Linked DNA regions of Homo sapiens: region 1 is linked to region 2. The links are chromatin loops, found by intact Hi-C in ENCODE. Cell type or tissue: dorsolateral prefrontal cortex. All regions are shown on one strand. Links, peaks and the distances in the headings refer to the core of each region. The heading gives the core; the rest is flanking DNA. Region 1 overlaps POLR3B (RNA polymerase III subunit B). Region 2 overlaps RFX4 (regulatory factor X4).

Region 1 (8,338 bases), core at 300-8,299, 150 kb before region 2:
GCCCTTTGTGCGCTTCAGACTATGCAAATTTATCACATCAAACCATTCAACTGCTCATGGGAAAGCCGTGTAAAAACTGTATTGTCTTCTAGCGCCTCCTCTCATTTAGAGTGATGTTTTAATAAGAAAGCTAATCAAGTTTTCTTATGCATTATTTATCTGTTAACATGTAAGGAAGAGCCGAATTAAAATTATGTCAACCGGTATATGGCAAGTGATGTGATAGATCTGGAAATGATTCAACAACAGAACAAAGCCAATATGATTCAACAGTTTTTGTCTACTCCCCTCCCTCTGGGGATTATTTAAGGTGGTGGTGTGAAAAATAAAAGGAGGTTAATTCGATAGCTGGAAAAGGGGAGGGGAAGAACGGAATAACCACCTGTGTTAGCCTTAACATTTTGATTTAGAGATTTCATTTCTGAATGTATAAAGGCTCATTGAGATGAGTTTACTCAAAGCAAACCATGTCTTAATAGGAACAGTCAAACTTGAAAGCATTCCTACTGCTTCTTTGGCCCCATTTACCACCATATTCATCAGCAGTAAACTATTCCCCAATAGATATCTGCAACCCCAGGCCTCGTGAAAGTTATCAGGAGACAGTGTCTTGATGATGTTAAATGACCTGCACAACCCAGGAAGGAATGAGCTGCTTTTCTGCCTCTCCAGCCAAAGTTAGTGCAACTGCAACTGCTCCTTCTATTCATTAAGTTGGTCTCCTTTGCTTTGCTAGTTTGCTTCCTGCTGAGAGTAATTAGGTTTCTTATATAATAATAATTCCTTGTATTTAGATGCAGCCTTTCTCTAAGGACCTTAAAGTACCTCTCAGACATTAGCTCATCTGTTCTTCTAACACAATTGCTTCATGAGATAGGTGCTAATTATTCCCGTTACAAAGAGCAAACAACTAAGGCTCACCAGAAAGTGGTGCTTCCCCCGCACCCCCAAAGTAACATATCAGTGGAACAGCATTGAGTCAAATTAAAGTCACCCAATTCCTCGATTCACCTGCTCTACATAGGTCTAAGAGTCCAAGGGGTGATGAATTTTTTACAGACGGCATTTCCCCCACATTTATAAACCTCACTAATACTGGGCACTGGTTGAGTGTTCATCCCTTACTAAACACAGCTCTCTTCTTGCACTGTGACTGATGGAGAAAAACCACAGCATCATTTCACCATTCAGTGTAAGGAGTGTAAAACTGTGCAGAATAAATAGCCTTGTCCAACTGCTGAGTATCTGCAGAAAGTAAAAGGAGGTAATTTAGACTTTGATTAGGATTATTTCAGCAGACCATCCTGCCAGATGTGCTCCACATCATTTAGAGCATTAGAAAGTGGCAAGCTGAATTGTATAAATGTATGCAATATATTTACGAAGTTTTCAATATTCACTCAGATGACTTGACATAAGCTACCTCCGCCTATCTGGAGTTGGGGCCCTGAACCTCTACTTCCCCAGCAATTGAGGGAAATGATTCTTTTTCTCTTTCCTCACTCAGAAAAGGAAGAGTAATAATATATATTAACCTCAGAGGGGTAAATTTAATTCAAATGTGATTACACTTAGAAGGTAGACTTGCTAAATAAAAATGTAAAAATTAAAGCAGACTGTAATATTAAAATGAGAACTGGCCATCAGCAAAATTGAAACAATCTTCTAGTCAGGTCTCAACACACTGAAGTCACATCAAAAACATCTCTTGAATTAGAGATGGCATTACAGTTGTCTTCTGCAGTTGCCATTTGCTTTCCTGTCTTCATATGCTACTAGAATGTGTTAATTTTTCTTACCATTTTTTTCTTCTTTTCTTACCTTTTTTTTTCCTGCTTAAGATAGTCCATTACACAGAGACAGTACACTAAAACCAGTATTTTTTAAAGGCCAAAAATGACTTGAATATGTCAGTTGCTGTTTAGAATTAGGAATACTTTTTAAGCCAGGCATGGTGGCTCACACCTTTAATCCCAGCCCTTTGACTTGAGTCCAGGAACTTGAGACCAGCCTGGGCAACATAGTGAGACCTCATCTCTACAAAAAAAAAAATTAAAAATTAGCTGGACGTGGTGGCACGCAGCTGGATGTGGTAGTCCCAGCTACTAGGGAGGCTGAAGTGGAAAGATCACTTGAGTGAGCCATGATTGTGCCACTGCACTCCAGCCTGGACAAGAGAGTGAGACCCTGTCTAAGAAAAGAAAAAATGAGTATGTTTAAAGACAACCAGATGATTCCTGAGATTAACTTGACTTTTCCTGAGCAAGCCTATTCTTAAATGATTTCTATGTTGTTCTGTGAAGCCTTGGAAATAGAAATAACAAATTGGTGTAGGAGCCAGCAGTGTCTGAAGCATGATACAGAGAGCTGTGATAGTGGATGTCAGAAGTGCCTCTCCTGAGTGGATCGGCAGTCAGATTTAGACTCCCTCAATTCTTCCCCTTTACAACTAGAAATTAAGATGGATGGTGATGGAATAATATTTTGTCGATTGGGGTATTGGCAGTCCCTTTCTGCTCTAACTTTCTGTGATTCTATTTTTTTTTCTTACTATTTGCATTTGTTAAAAGTTCTATACTGTAGTCTGTGGTCCAATTCCCATTTGGCCCTCCTGAGTGCATTAAATGTTCCTGAGCATGTTAAACTGGTGTATTTGCATTTTATTGCTGGGAGGCTGTGCTGTAAACAATGGGGTTGAGACACCAGCTTGAGCCAGGGGATGAAATTTTATTTTAAAATCTGAAATGCTGTGTAAGCATTTAAGGTATGAATTGGTAATTGTTTCACAACAGCTTCCATTAGATATGGTTTATTTGTAGTCCATCCTCTTTTCAAGGATCCAGGGGAGTGTTAACACATTGAAGCGCACCGCATATCATTTACATTTTAAACCAGTGTTAAGGGAAAATGACCATAACTTTTAAGACTTCTAAATATTGGAATGGACTTTATGCCTCTGTCCCTGGAGAAAACAGTTTTAATCTTTCATTTGAAAATAAGAAAAGAAACCTTCCCGCTGTGATTAAGGATTTGAATAATTCTGAAACAGAGAAATACTGTTAGAAAAAGATAAGTCTGGTTCTAAGATTGAGAACTCTCTTTCTACCCCTAATGAATTCAGTAAAATACAAACTTTTAAAAATCATCTGTCTAATTTGAGATTCGAGATCATCAAATTCTGTCTAAATATTTTGTTTTAACTTCTAAGCTCATTATGGTCTCTTTGTGTTAACTTGTATTAAAATCTGTCAGCTATGACTGGTCTCATAAGCACAGTCAGCGGACCAGAATAAGTTAATTATTTACTTGTGTCACTAGTGCTCTTCATCTAATGAAATGCACAGCTGTGTTAGATCTGCAGTTGGATGTGTAGCTTCCATTGTTCCGCAAGTCAGCAGAGGGTAGAAGCCGCAATGATGGAGAGCCCTCAGTTCTTTCTGCTGTTCTGGCTTTCTGTGTCGATTTCATGGATCTTTTATCATTCACTTTCACACAAAACAAACAACACAGGGCTGTCTGCTATGGGAACCATCTTGGCATATAAAAGGGTTTTCAGGGCCTGAAGTAATTTTAAGTCAGCTAAGATTTAATTTTTGACTTACAGGTGCCCTTGGTTCAGATATTGCCAAAGCAGTTCCTATAATGGAAGGAAAAAAATCCGAAAGCTGCTTATGTGTATTTTTTTTAACTAAATGTCAGAAGAGGGCTGATAAGAAAACAACTTCCCCAGAAGGAAGCTCTGCACTAAATATTCTTAATCAGATTTCAAGCAAAGGTATTAGAGATTCACATTTCAGTGGAACGAGCACTTTTTTCATTTTAATAACATAATAAAGTTGAATTTGCTTAATTAAATGTGTCGATTAAAACTGAAAACACAAAATGTAAGTCATCTCTCTCCTTACCCACCCCCAATATAAGTATGTCATGCTTCCTTGGTCAGTTTCTGCACCTCCTGCCCCTCTCTCCCACCTTCTCTTGATGGAGGGTGGACAGGCAGCTTCCTCCTGAGCAGACGCCAGCCTCCTCCTGCGAACTGCTGCTTAAGGGGTGCCGAGATTTCTCTTTGGTTTTGTTTTTTCAGGGGTATAGCTGAACCCTCCATCTCCTCACCAGCCAAAATTACATTCTCCCCCGAGCTCGTCCCAGAACCGGCCCCTTTAGGGATTGCCATTTTTAACATTTTGTTCACTGCTGAACAATGTTGTTGTCGGTGCACCTAGATTTACAATTTGATCTCTTTCAAAGTAGATTTCCCAGTAGCCCTAGGGTTTTGTCAGATAATTTCAGTGTGGATAAGATGGATTTTTGGAGGGAAGAAAGAAGGCTCACACACTCTGCTTGATTGAAATTCTAACACATTGTAGCTGAATTTGAAATAAAGTGAACTGAATGATTGTTTCTGTTCTTCATGTAGGAAAGCATATATTTATAATAAACAATACCATTTTAACCCAAAAGCCAATTTAAACTAACTACATGCTCTAGAATTCAACTCCACAATATCCATATTGTTGTCAGCTACAATAAATCAGAATATTAATAACCAGTATTACCTAGGAAAATGGCATTCTTTTTCTTTTGACTTTAGCTCCTGGTGATTACAACAAATCGCAAACTATTGAAATAGTTTGAATAATTACATAGAATCAAATTGAATGAAATATTTGAGAGCAGTTTCTTTGCAATAGGGGCAGATAGTTAATAACTTTATACACAGAGAAAAGGAATTTTATCTTTTACTACCAATGTAAAAGTGTTTGTTTTCTTAGTCCAATGACACTGTACAATTCTAAATTATGGAGATTATAGTTAACAATCTAAATTCTATTCCCATTCCTCTTCCCAAAAAAATCAGAGGAATGAAAAACTATTTAGCAACAAAATCCCCTATAGGTTAGAATAATATTAAGGGAATTAATTTAAGAGAATATTAGTAGTGTATAGAGTTGGTAGATTTTTGTTTTGTTGTTTTCATTCTTAGAATTCCATTTCTAATTCTAGCCTTTTTTTTTCCAAGAACGATTTGGTATTCAATTTTCTTGTTCAACTTTACAAGTTCAATCAAAGATCACTTTCCTAATGGGCTGTAAGCTATAGGAATTAAAATTCCTTTGGGCAGTTTAGACTCAGCCAGGGGAAGCCCTAGCAAAAATCAGCCAACCAGCCAGAGCACTGCAGCCTATAGGTAGACCTGTTAGCACATCAGCCACACACAGGTACTTCTTGTCACTGGTTTTTCAAACCACATTGTAAGCACACTCCTCATCCAATCATTTCTGTGTTTGGGGGTCAGAGAACTTGGATTCCTATAACTTGGGTGTAGAACCCAGGAGATCACGAACTAGCTAATGAGGAGCAAAACTGCTGCTGACTTAAAGCTTCAGGTATGGCCACAGGCCTGGGGTCCAGTGAAGCTGCTGCTCTTCAGTCTCTGTGGCACAGGAGGGTGGGCAGGCAGCCCAACAGCACCATTGTGTGCTATGCCGGCAGCACAGTCCACAGGCTGCAGTGCCTTTCGCAAGGAGAGTCGTTTTTGAACTGTTTGTCAAGCAGGATTGTTGAAAATCACTTTTGTTGCTCTTGATAGAGGCCATGGGGAAGATTTTAGAGCAGTGGAAATAGAGATAGCAGCGGGGAGATCCCAATTAAGTACTGTATTCTTCCTTTCTGCCAACTTGCTTTATGTGGCATGAAATCTTCTCTCCCCCAGGTGTTTGTGGCTTGATCGTCCCCCAGGAAGACATGCCATTTTGTGATTCTGGCATCTGTCCGGACATCATCATGAACCCACACGGCTTCCCATCACGAATGACGGTCAGTGACCTGTAGGTTTTTCAGAGGCATTGCCTTTAAGGAAGAAGCAGGCAGTTAGTTTAGTTAGAGTGAGTGGAGGTGACGAGGACTCTGAAGCTGTTTTTTCAGGTAGAGCTCTTCTGCCCCTTGCCAGATAAACAGGCTTCCAGCCCCTAACGATTCTGGGCCACTCCCCTCTACATAAAGAATGAGGAGCACATCTATACCTCCCTTTGAGAGTGGAGTCTTCTGAGTGATGAATTTACCCCTCAGCAAAAGAGAATCCCTTGTCTTGAACCTAAATGGATCTCCCTTTCAGTGATTATTTTTAGTGATCCTGGCTCCACCTCTTACCAGCTGTGTGGCCTTGGACAAGTTGCTTATCCTTCCCATACTTCAGTTTCTTCATCTGTAAAATGAAGAAATATAGGACCTATCTCATAGGGGTATTGAGAGGCGTAAAATTAGATCACACATGTCAAGCTTAAATACTGCTTCTATTAATTTATTACTGTTATTAATAGTGGTCGTGGGGAAATGAGCTGGAGATAAATAAGCAGAGAGAGTGCTTGTGCCACAGGGAGGTGCTCACTTAATTTGTTCACATCCTGCAGGTGGGGAAGCTCATTGAGCTGCTGGCTGGCAAGGCCGGTGTGCTGGACGGCAGATTCCACTACGGCACTGCGTTTGGAGGCAGTAAAGTGAAGGATGTGTGTGAGGACCTCGTTCGCCATGGTTATAACTACTTGGGGAAAGACTATGTTACATCCGGCATCACAGGGTAAGCATGCGATTGAGCTATTTTAAAGAAAAAGAATGGTTTTACTAGGATAGGGGAGACAAAGCCTTAAGGTATACTCTATTAAGTATACCTTCAGGCAAGCTTGTACAGCCCGTGGGCGGCATGTGGCCCAGGACGGCTTCGAATGCGGTCTGACACAAATTCGTAAACTTTTTTTAAAAACATTATGAGAGTTTTTCATGATTTAAAAAAAAAAATTTTTTTTTTTTTAGCTCATCAGCTATCATTTGTGTTAGCGTATTTTATGTGTGGCCCAAGACAATTCTTCTTCTTCCCGTATGACCCAGGGAAGCCAAAAGATCGGACACCCCTGCCTTAAGATGTAAGCATTAAGGCTATATGCCTTAAGCTTTATTTTTTTAAGAAACTGGATACAAGAAAATCTAACTTTAGAAAACTAACAATTGAGGAGTGCTGTTTGTACTGGTAAGATTATAATTTGGAAAGTAGATTTTTGGTAGGCCAAAGCTGGTGGATCGCCCAGGAGTTTGAGGCTAGCCTGGGCAATATAGTGAGACCTCGTCTCAAAAAATATAAAGTAGAAAAGATTTAATTTACCAAAATATGATTTCTACCCTATGCCTACTTTTAAGGAACACATCAATTACATATAATGCAAAGTTTTCCTTTAACTGTTGAACTTTCCCTGCAATTATGTGATGAGTATCAGAATAATAAATGCTTTGACAGATAGACCAAGGCCTAACATTTGTGCATGTGTTCACTAAAGATGTGCTAAGCACCTACCTAATATGTGCTAGGCACTGAGTATATACCAATAAATACAGTAGACATGGTCCCAGTTCTATGGAGCTGACCGTTTAGGTGTGTTGCTAGACATTAAAAAATAATAGACACAAGGTAACTTCTCAGTAGGGCCTACTGTTACCATCTAATTTAAAACTATAACCCCATACTGCCCATTTGCTGCTTTATTTTCCCTGTAGCACTGACCATTTTCAAATATACTACATAGTAATACTATTGCCTGTCTCCCCAACTAGAATGTAACCTCCATGAAAGCAGGGCTGGTCTGTTTTGTTTACTGTTCTATTTCCAGGGCATAGCACAGGGCCTGACACACAGCAGGCACTCCATAAACATTTATTGAAAAAAGGAATGCAGACAAATAAATACAAGTACATATAGCTCTCACCAAAATGAAGACAGAGTGGGTGAGAAGGCCCTGTGAGGAACTGGCTATGATATTTCAACTGAGAGATAAAGGGTGAGAAGGATAGGGCATTCGAAGAGTGTTTAAGGGAGAGGAAAAGTTATGTTTGACACTTTGCCAGGGAAAGAGCTTGGTAAGTTCAGGGAACAGGAAGAGGCCAGCCTGGCTGCGGTGCAGTGAAGAGGCAGTACCGGCAGCCCGAGGTGAGGGTGGAGGGGAAGAAGAGCCAGGCGACCAGGCTTGGGAGCTTGTGTTAACCTGTGAGAAACAGATCTCTGCAATGATCGTGAATGACAAGGTTCTGAAGCTGGAATCATCGTGGTTTTTAAAAGTTCAAATTAGTTGCCTAAATTAAGACACACTTAGGTATTTAATGCCAGATAAAACTCCAGGACCTAGTGTTTCTAGTGTTCTTCTGGGTGTTGTTTTTTGTTTGGTTTTGGGAGTTTTTTTTGTTTTTTGGGGTTTGTTTTTTTTGTTTTTTTGAGACAGAGCTTCGCTCTTATTGCCCAGGCTGGAATGCAATGGCGCTGTCTCAGCTCACTGCAACCTCTGCTTCCCGGGGG
Region 2 (8,338 bases), core at 125-8,124:
ATCTGAGAATTTGTACATATTCGCCTATTCTTATCAAAAGACATCAAGTTGTTCAAAGAACATTAACGTTTGCTCTAATTATCTTTATATTATATGTTTAAGATAGAATTTCAGTCATTAACTAATTCAATAAATGTTTACTGAGCACCTGGTATTTGCTAGCTCCTTGTTCTAGGCTCTGGAAATGCAATGGTGGATAAGGTAGACCAAGAAGAGGAGCTGATGACAGGGGAAAAAGGGGAAATATCTATATCTATGTCTATATCTATCTATATCTATATCTATCTATATCTATATCTATATCTATATCTATATCTATATCTATATCTATATCTATTTTTTGAGATGGAGTTTTGCTCTTGTTGCCCAGGCTGGAGTGCAATGGCGTGAGCTCGGTTCACTGTAACCTCCGCCTCTTGGGTTCAAGTGATTCTCCTGCTTCAGCCTGCCGAGTAGCTGGGATTACAGGCATGCACCACCATACCCGGCTAATATTTTATTTTTAGTAGAGACAGGGTTTCTCCGTGTTGGTCAGGCTGGTCTCAAACTCTGGACCTCATGTGATCCACCTTCCTCAGCCTCTCAAAGTGCTAGGATTACAGGTGTGAGCCACCGTGCCCGTATATATATGTCATTAAACTAATGACACTCAGGGCACAGTGGCTCACGCCTGTAATCCCAGCACTTTGAGAGGCTGAAGTGGGAGGATCGCTTGAAGCCAGGAGCTCAAGACTAGCCTGGGCAATATAGTGAGACCCTGTCTCTGCAAAAAACAAAAAACTTAGCTGGGCATGGTGGCATAAGCCTGCAGTCTTACCTACTCTGGAGGCTGAGACAGGAGTATCGCTTGAGCCTTGGAGATCAAGACTGTAGTGGCCTGATTGTGCCACTGTACTCAAGCCTGGGTGACAGAGCAAGACCCTGTCTCTATTTAAAAAAACAACTAATGATTGATAGATAAACAAGTAATGCATTAGATAGTGAGAAGTGCTGTGCAGAGACTTTAGCTTGGCTAATACGATAGTGTCTGAGAGGCTATTTCAGGTTGAGCAGTAAGGGCAAGTTTCTCTGAGAAGGTGACATTTCAGTGGATACATGTATGACACCATGACAGTGTGAAAACCAGGGACAGGGGAATGTTGCAGGTGGAGAGAACAGCTTCTACAAAGGCCCCACTGTTGCAGGTGACCTCTCCAGATTGAGCAGAGTTGTGCCTACAGGTGGTTTATTAGGGCATGCGCCCAGCCTCCACGCCCATAGGGGTGTGAGGGATGCTGGAATAGACAGAGGGGGTGTTAGGCAGTGAAGAGGTTATCACAGAGGCTTCAGCCAATCCTACAGGGAGTTCTGAGGTGGAGATGGCCAGTTAAAAATGATCTGAATCAAAGCAACGGATCCAGACCTTTATCCCCCAACCCCATTGTCCATCACTGAATACAGGCTGCCCCCAGGGTGGGGGTGTAACTTGGGAGAGGCGGTTGCCTTCATGTTTTGCTGAGGATCACTCCTTGGAATGATTCAGCCTCCCAGTAGGGGGAACAATGTCTCAGTGCCTCAGGGCAGTCTGGGCACACTCAGCGTCCACCACTCCTTCCCGGGATGGGAGCAGGCTGAGCTTGCTGAAGGACCCACGAGAAGGTGGCCCATGTGGTTGGAGCATAGCACACATGGAGGAGAATGACACAAGATGAGGTGGGAGAGGCAGGCAGGGGAGAGGCTACATAAGCAGTAGGGAAAAGAAAGTAGGACATTAAACTTAGATAGGAACAGTCATGCTTAAAACGGTGTGGAGAACATGTGACCTCCTACGTAAAGCTGCACATGTATCATCTTTTAAAAAATATGGTTTCAGTATAAAAACTTTCTCTCTCAAAAGAGAGTGGATGCACCCTCCATTTTACAAGGAAAAGTGACATGATTTACAACGTGTCCCCTTTTTGCTGTGGCTGCCGTGGGGTTGAGAGCTAAATCTGATGCTTACAGACTTTTGCAATCACTTCTTTCCTTTGTCTAATTTTCTTCTTCTTTTGCTAGCTTAAAAAAAAACCCAGGATATAAGTAAATTTAATAAATATATTTTTGCTTTACTTTTATTTTGTTTACACAAGAAATACATTTCCTTGTTAAAAAATTAAAAACATTATAGGTAAGACTCCAGTCCATTTCTCCTTGTAGTTCTTTGCCTTCTCCTCAAAAGCAACCCTATTCAGTGAGACATGTGTGTGCATGTGTGCACTTGTGTGTATACATATGTGTAGATATGTATTACAGACCCTTCCCTATGAATTTGCACACATATGTATCTGTAGAAGTTTCTGAAGTATGGTTTTTAATTTAGCATTGTCTCCTTTATAAAAAGCATGCAGATGTATCACACTAAAAATATTGACCCGCAACCTGTTATGCTGTATTGATCCACTACTTGCTTTCTTCCTTAGTAGAATGTCCTGAAGCTACACTCATGGTTCATAAAGAACAACCTCATTTTAACTGCAGCTCAGTGTTTAGCATAAGACAATGGCAGAATTAATGTTGCCATTTCCCCTTTTTTTTTTTTTTTTTTTTTGAGACAGAGCCTTGCTCTGTCACTCAGGCTGGAGTGCAATGGTGTGATCTCGGCTCACTGCAACTTCCACCTCCCAGGTTCAAGCAATTCTCCTGCCTCAGCCTTCTAAGAAGCTGGGATTACAGGCGCGCACCGCCACATCCAGCTAATTTTTGTATTTTGGTAGAGATGGGGTTTTACCATGTTGGCCAGGCTGGTTTTGAACTCCTGACCTCAAGTGATCCACCGGCCTCAGCCTCCCAAAGTGTTGGGATTACAGGCATGAGCCACCCCACCCGGCGCCACTTCCCTTTTGATGAACATTTAAGTTTTGTTCAAATCTCATCTTTGCCATTACAAGTAGGGCCTCACGGAACATCTTCGTGTGTGCCCCCTTGGACACCGTGGGAGTGTTTCTTCATGTCTGTATCAAGAAACAGAATTGCTCCATTAACACTTAAAGTGTTGATGGGATTGCAAAATTACCCATCAAATGGCTTTACCATTTTATATCTTCATCTGCAGTGCAAAATACTTACAAAACAAAACAGGAACCTAATGCTAGGACAAGCATCTCATTCTCTGAGGCATTTATGTCCTTCATGCTGTGCCCTCTCTCCAGCGGCAGTGGCCAGCCCCTGAGGACAGAGAGGAGGGCAGGCCCAGGAAAGGACACTGGCCGCACCACTAAGGCGCCCGCCACCCGCCTGACAGTGTCGAGCTCTCCTGGGACATTTGGCTTGTTATTGGAATTGGGTTAGGAGCTATTTGCTTCTCCTTCTTCCCCTTCCTTGCCACAAACCCCCTCCCCCTCCCCCTAGAACAAATAACACCGCTCTAAGAACAAATAATACAGCAGCCAAGCAGCCTAAAATAATTGGGGACACGTGATCTGGAGGCAACTCCCAGCAGAAAACAGGCAAATATTGTCAAATGCCTTCTGCCAAACACTTTCCAGCATCCTCGGTCACGAGGGTTAGTAAATCCCAACTCACTGGGGATGGTGAGCGCTGCTGGAATCCCGGCCGCACAATAACCTCTATTCATGCAGAGAATTTCGAAATGGAAAGCAGCCTGTTCCGCAGTCCCGGCCTACTTGCTGCCAACACATGCCCCCTCCGTGCCCCGCCCTCGCCCGCCACCCTTGCCGCCCTTACCCAGAGCTCCTTGTACGCCTTCTGGGTGGGGACGTTTTCCCTTCCAGCAATTTACTGAAGAAATGAGGCTCTTCCAAAAAGGAGGACAGAAGATCAAATTGTCACTTTCGGGGGGGATTGGGGGGAGATTTTCCTTTCTTTTGAAAAAAATTAAATTGAGGACTTGGGTGGTTGACAAGCTATCAATATTCCAAATTAATATGAAACAAAAGAAATTTATAATTTCTCTTTAGAATGTTCTGGAAGGTCATAGGTAAGACATTGGGTTTGGCACTGTTCCAAAGAAGAAATACATTGACATTTTAGACCAGATCACAGCTGCTAGATCAGACTCATTGGATGTAACCGATAACTGACATTTTGCACCCTTTTGTGACTTGATTCTTACTCAACAGTGACAGAACATTGCTTTCATAATGTGAGTTAGGTAACATGGTTCTAAAAAGGGAGGCTGAACACTTTTAGCTCTGAACACAACCAGTGTTGATAGATAATGCCACTAGATGTGACTGTGTCCCTCCGGATGACCTCAGCTACAGATGGAGAAAGGTCAGTTAAGCTGGACAACCCAATGCCAAGGGCAGAAATTTCTCAGGGAATGAGATGCTGTGTTGTGGAACCACAACTTTTTTTAAAAAAAGTATTTTGTGCTGTGGGTAAATGTGTCAAATGGTAAAGCCATTTGACGGGCAATTTTGCAATCCATTAGCATTTGAAGCACATGCAGCCAGCAGCTGTGCTTCTTGATGCTGGCAGGGAGAAACACTCCCACACAGGTGTGTAAGGGGGCACATACGAAGATGTTCTGCGGGGCCTTATTCATAATGGCAAAGTGCAGTAGAGATGAGTAGAGTACTGGGTATAGGTGGAAAGGGACCACTGAGGAGGTAGCTTCTGGTAGGGGATGGTGCCAAAATCACCTCAGCTACTGTCCAGGACAACCAGAGCTCTGGGCTGCAAACCTGTAGCCTAGGCCCCAAAAGAAGCATTCGGAACCAAATGGAAATTGCAACACTGTGCTTAATACATTGCCTAGTTTTATCCAAAAAAAAAAAAAAAAAAAAAAAAAAAAGAGGGGACTTGAATAACCAAAAACTGAGCTGAGAGATTCCAGAAGCTACCTAAGCCCAGGCCTTACTAGAACACTAATTCAGTAGGTTGTAGGTCAAACCCAGCGTAGGAATTGGATGACTACTGTTCTGGTCCAGTTTAGACATTACAATGGCAGGAATAAATCTCTGATTCAGTCCATTGCCCCACATCAGCCAAACCTACAGGTTCAGCAATCACCCGTGGGATGCCAGGCTTGTCAGGTGATGTCACTGCTGAGCACACCTAATCCTCATGAAAATCCTGTAGAGAAGGCAGGACAGCTACCTGTATTTAAAGAGGAGGAAACCAAGGTAGTCTCTTTCTACACAAAGAGGGGGACATTCCTGACTCCCCAGGGAAATCCTCAACAACAAGGAAGCTGGGTCAGCTGAAGTCCCCTGAGAAATGTCAGTGTCCACACAAATGCATGTTTCTGATTGGCTCGTCTACTTGGCAGCAAAGCATGGCTTAATGGTTGTGTAATGAAATAGATTGTTTTTTTGTTTGTTTTATTTTGCTTTGGAGTTTTCTAGACTTAGCCTCAGTCCTAACCAGAGCCTGTATGAGCCAAAGCCCACTGTTTTCTATTCATTTGCTGTCTGGTGGTGTTATCTCCCTAGCTCCCATCTTCCTTCTGGTAAACTGTCAGTTTCTTAAAGGCTGGGGCAAGAGTAGCATCTTCTTGTTCATGGCTGTATTCTACAGTGCCTGGCATATAGTAGGTGCTCAATAAATGTATTCTGACTAACCAAATGAATGTCAGTCTCTGGCACATAGTGAGAACTTTAGAGGCATCATACCTGAGTTCATACTTTTTAAGCCTAGCTTTTCCCAGCAGAGTCGCTGTGGACAAGCCACTTTACTTCCTTGGCCCTCCATTTCTTCCTCTATGTCCTAGGGCATAGTGTTTACTCATCTTGTGGGGGTAGTGATAGCCAATATGAACATCCCTAGCGCAGGGTAGGCACTTGAAAATATAAATCAAATATATTAATATTAACCATGCTTTTCCTTTAACTACCCAGATATTAAGATTAATAAAATACCAGAATCCCTTGACCTGTGCAAAAGCCTGCCTTCCTTCTTATTGGCCTTTCCTCCTTTCCCCTCCTTCCTCCTGCAGTGTTTACTGACTGTGTTCAGGACACAGTGCTAGGAACTATGTTAACATCAATAGGAATTTGGTTTGATCCCTGCCATCAAAGGACTTTCAGTTTAAGATACAAAACATTACCTGAATATTCCACAATATTGTAAAATAATGCTAATTGTTACTCTTTATTGAGTGTCCCCCACAATAAAGGGCCTCAGGCTGTGCATGGATTCTTGTCTAGTCCTCACAGCAAGCTTGGGAGATGGTACAGTTTCTCTCATTTTACAGATGAAGGAAGTGAGAGAGTTCAAGTAACGTGCCCCAGGCTATATGCTTGTAAGTGGTGGAGGCAGGATTCAAAGTCAGTGATCTCAAACTCTAAAACCAGTGCTGGCTCCTGATGAAGCTATTTGAGCCATAAGCTATGAGGAACCATGGCCATCCCTGGGAAGTAGTGAGAGCTTTACAAGCAGAGGATGTGGCTTTTCCTACAGACATAACAGCAGCTGGCATTTAGACCACTGCAGCACTCTACATGTTATTGAATGAATAAATGAATTTGGCAGGGAGGAAAGGATGAAGAAGTGGTTAGCAGATGGGGTTGAGTGTGCACTGAACATAGTTCCATGGAAGAGAAATGTGAGTTGCGCCTTGATGCGTGGAACACGGTGGAGGAGGTCATCCCCTGCGGTAGGAAGGTGATGGATCGTGTGTGTGGGTGGAAGGTGACAAGGTGTGTCTCAGGAGCAGGAAACGATCCAGTTGGCTGGAAAGAGGTATACGTGTGGGAAAGCAGGACGGAAAAGGAGCCAGGGGCCTTGGATGCCACGGTCAGGAATCCAGACTTTTGTGGAGAGGGAACAGGGAGCCGTTGACGGGTGTAGACTACTGTCTTGTCCTGATTGCTTAGCAAGGGTTTTTTTTTTTTCTACATAGTTTACAGTCTCAGATCTCTGTGACAACTTCAGTGATAAGTTAAAATAGTTAATATTTTTAAAAATCCTGTTGTCTTGTAAAGTCTGGGCTTTCTGTAAAAAAAAAAAATCCTGTGGGGTTTTTTTTTTTTTTTTTTGGTAAAAGAGAATGAAAAAGTTTCTGTTCTTGACATGTGTGCAAGAACTTGAGGAGTGGGCACTTTGAACTGACGCAGAGCGACCTTTCCTAAGAATACATCGATCATGCTGCCCCCATGCTATAAAACATCTAATCAGTTTAAAAGATCTCTGCATATACATATAAGAAATCACAGGTTTAAAATGAGGACAGTGGGAAATGATGCCAGGTGCCGAAACATTTGCTTTTCATTGTAAAGTGCTGATACAAAGCTTCCTCCATGTGCCTTAGGAGGCCACATGCTGAAACCTTGTGAGGAAGTCTTCTTAAAAATATATAACTCAGATAATGACTCATGTTAGCTAGCAGACTGAGCTCATTATCTCTCCATAATAGGATAGGCTCAATTCAAATATAATCAAGTTGTTAAATAGAAGATAAGGAAAATGGAAGAAGTGGGAATTTTTTTGTGATCATTAAAAAAAACCCAGGTATAATGGAGCATTGTTCACCATGTCAGACTAATGATGTCCTCTAAAAGAGAGGAGGAAACGAGAAAATTTCATCAGATATGAAGAAGAATAATTAACTGCCTTTCTTTCTGCCATGCTTTGGTCAGGGAAGTGGACATTCCAATTAGCAACTTTAGTAGATAGGCAGAACCTCTGGTTTTGGGCAAAGGTGTCATGATGCTATTCCTGTAGAAACTTATCAAGCATCAAAGGGGCCCTTCCATGCCAATTACATCCATTTGTTCATAGAGCTTATTAAAATGCTTCATAGTTATAAGCCACCTAGTTACTTTGAGGCTCAGAAGCTCCGGAAAGAGGAACAAAACGTGGGCTGAAATGTAGTAATTTAGGAGGCTCTGGCCTTTGACAGGTAACTGTTTAATTAGCCCAGCCTGTGTGAACCATGACTTACACCCATCTGATTTGAATAGTTTGTTGCTGCTATGGGTTCATTTGATGTGATGTTTCTTAACCATGATCTTGTATTTTAATCTTGACCTCTTGGCCAGATTTAGTAAGCACACAAGCCACAAGAACAGCAAATGGAAACTGAGGCACAAGGAGCTTAAATAAAGTAACTTACTTAGAAACTCATGCTGTTTAATGCTGCATTTGAAAGCATGATTTTCACCCTTAACTGTCCTCTCCTTCTGCATTTCTGGTAGTGGAGAATGGAGCCCCCCATTCATCCATTCTGCCCAGTTAGGAACCTGAGGGTTTGCTTGGTTACTCCTGTCCTCCTCACATCTGGCAGCATGAGGCCCACACCCTAAGTGTTACCTCTGCCCCCACAACCATTGCTTCAGTTCATGCCCCATCATTTCCTGCCAGAACTATTATAGTAGCTCCTAATTGGTCTCCTGTGTTCATTCATTCATTCAACAAG

Evidence for each region. Hi-C counts contacts between places; a loop is a spot of excess contacts. Peaks named below come from ENCODE experiments on the same cell type or tissue, not always from the same donor. Only the 100,000 strongest peaks of a DNase experiment are listed, where the experiment ranks them.
Region 1: it touches region 2 in a loop (2.3-fold over the local background); 1 of 110 quality-filtered maps calls a loop at or near these places.

Annotation. Positions count from the first base shown.
Region 1 is chr12:106,490,342-106,498,679 of GRCh38, forward strand. It overlaps POLR3B (RNA polymerase III subunit B), which reads left to right. Exons shown (of 28, transcript NM_018082.6): 24 at 5,714-5,817; 25 at 6,411-6,577. It overlaps LOC100287944 (a long non-coding RNA gene), which reads right to left. Exons shown (of 4, transcript NR_040246.1): 4 at 6,069-6,205. Among named protein-coding and RNA genes, the nearest start is that of RFX4, 88 kb to the right of the region's middle. RefSeq lists an enhancer at 548-1,125 and a silencer at 3,847-4,011. In dorsolateral prefrontal cortex, for the core only: no CTCF peak of the experiment used is centred there; no DNase peak of the experiment used is centred there.
Region 2 is chr12:106,641,686-106,650,023 of GRCh38, forward strand. The region is part of intron 3 of RFX4 (regulatory factor X4); the gene reads left to right. The region is part of intron 1 of LOC100287944 (a long non-coding RNA gene); the gene reads right to left. Among named protein-coding and RNA genes, the nearest start is that of RFX4, 63 kb to the left of the region's middle. RefSeq lists an enhancer at 2,750-3,251. In dorsolateral prefrontal cortex, for the core only: no CTCF peak of the experiment used is centred there; DNase peaks (open chromatin) are centred at 2,832, 3,266 and 3,586; H3K4me3 peaks cover 1,076 bases; H3K27ac peaks cover 3,735 bases.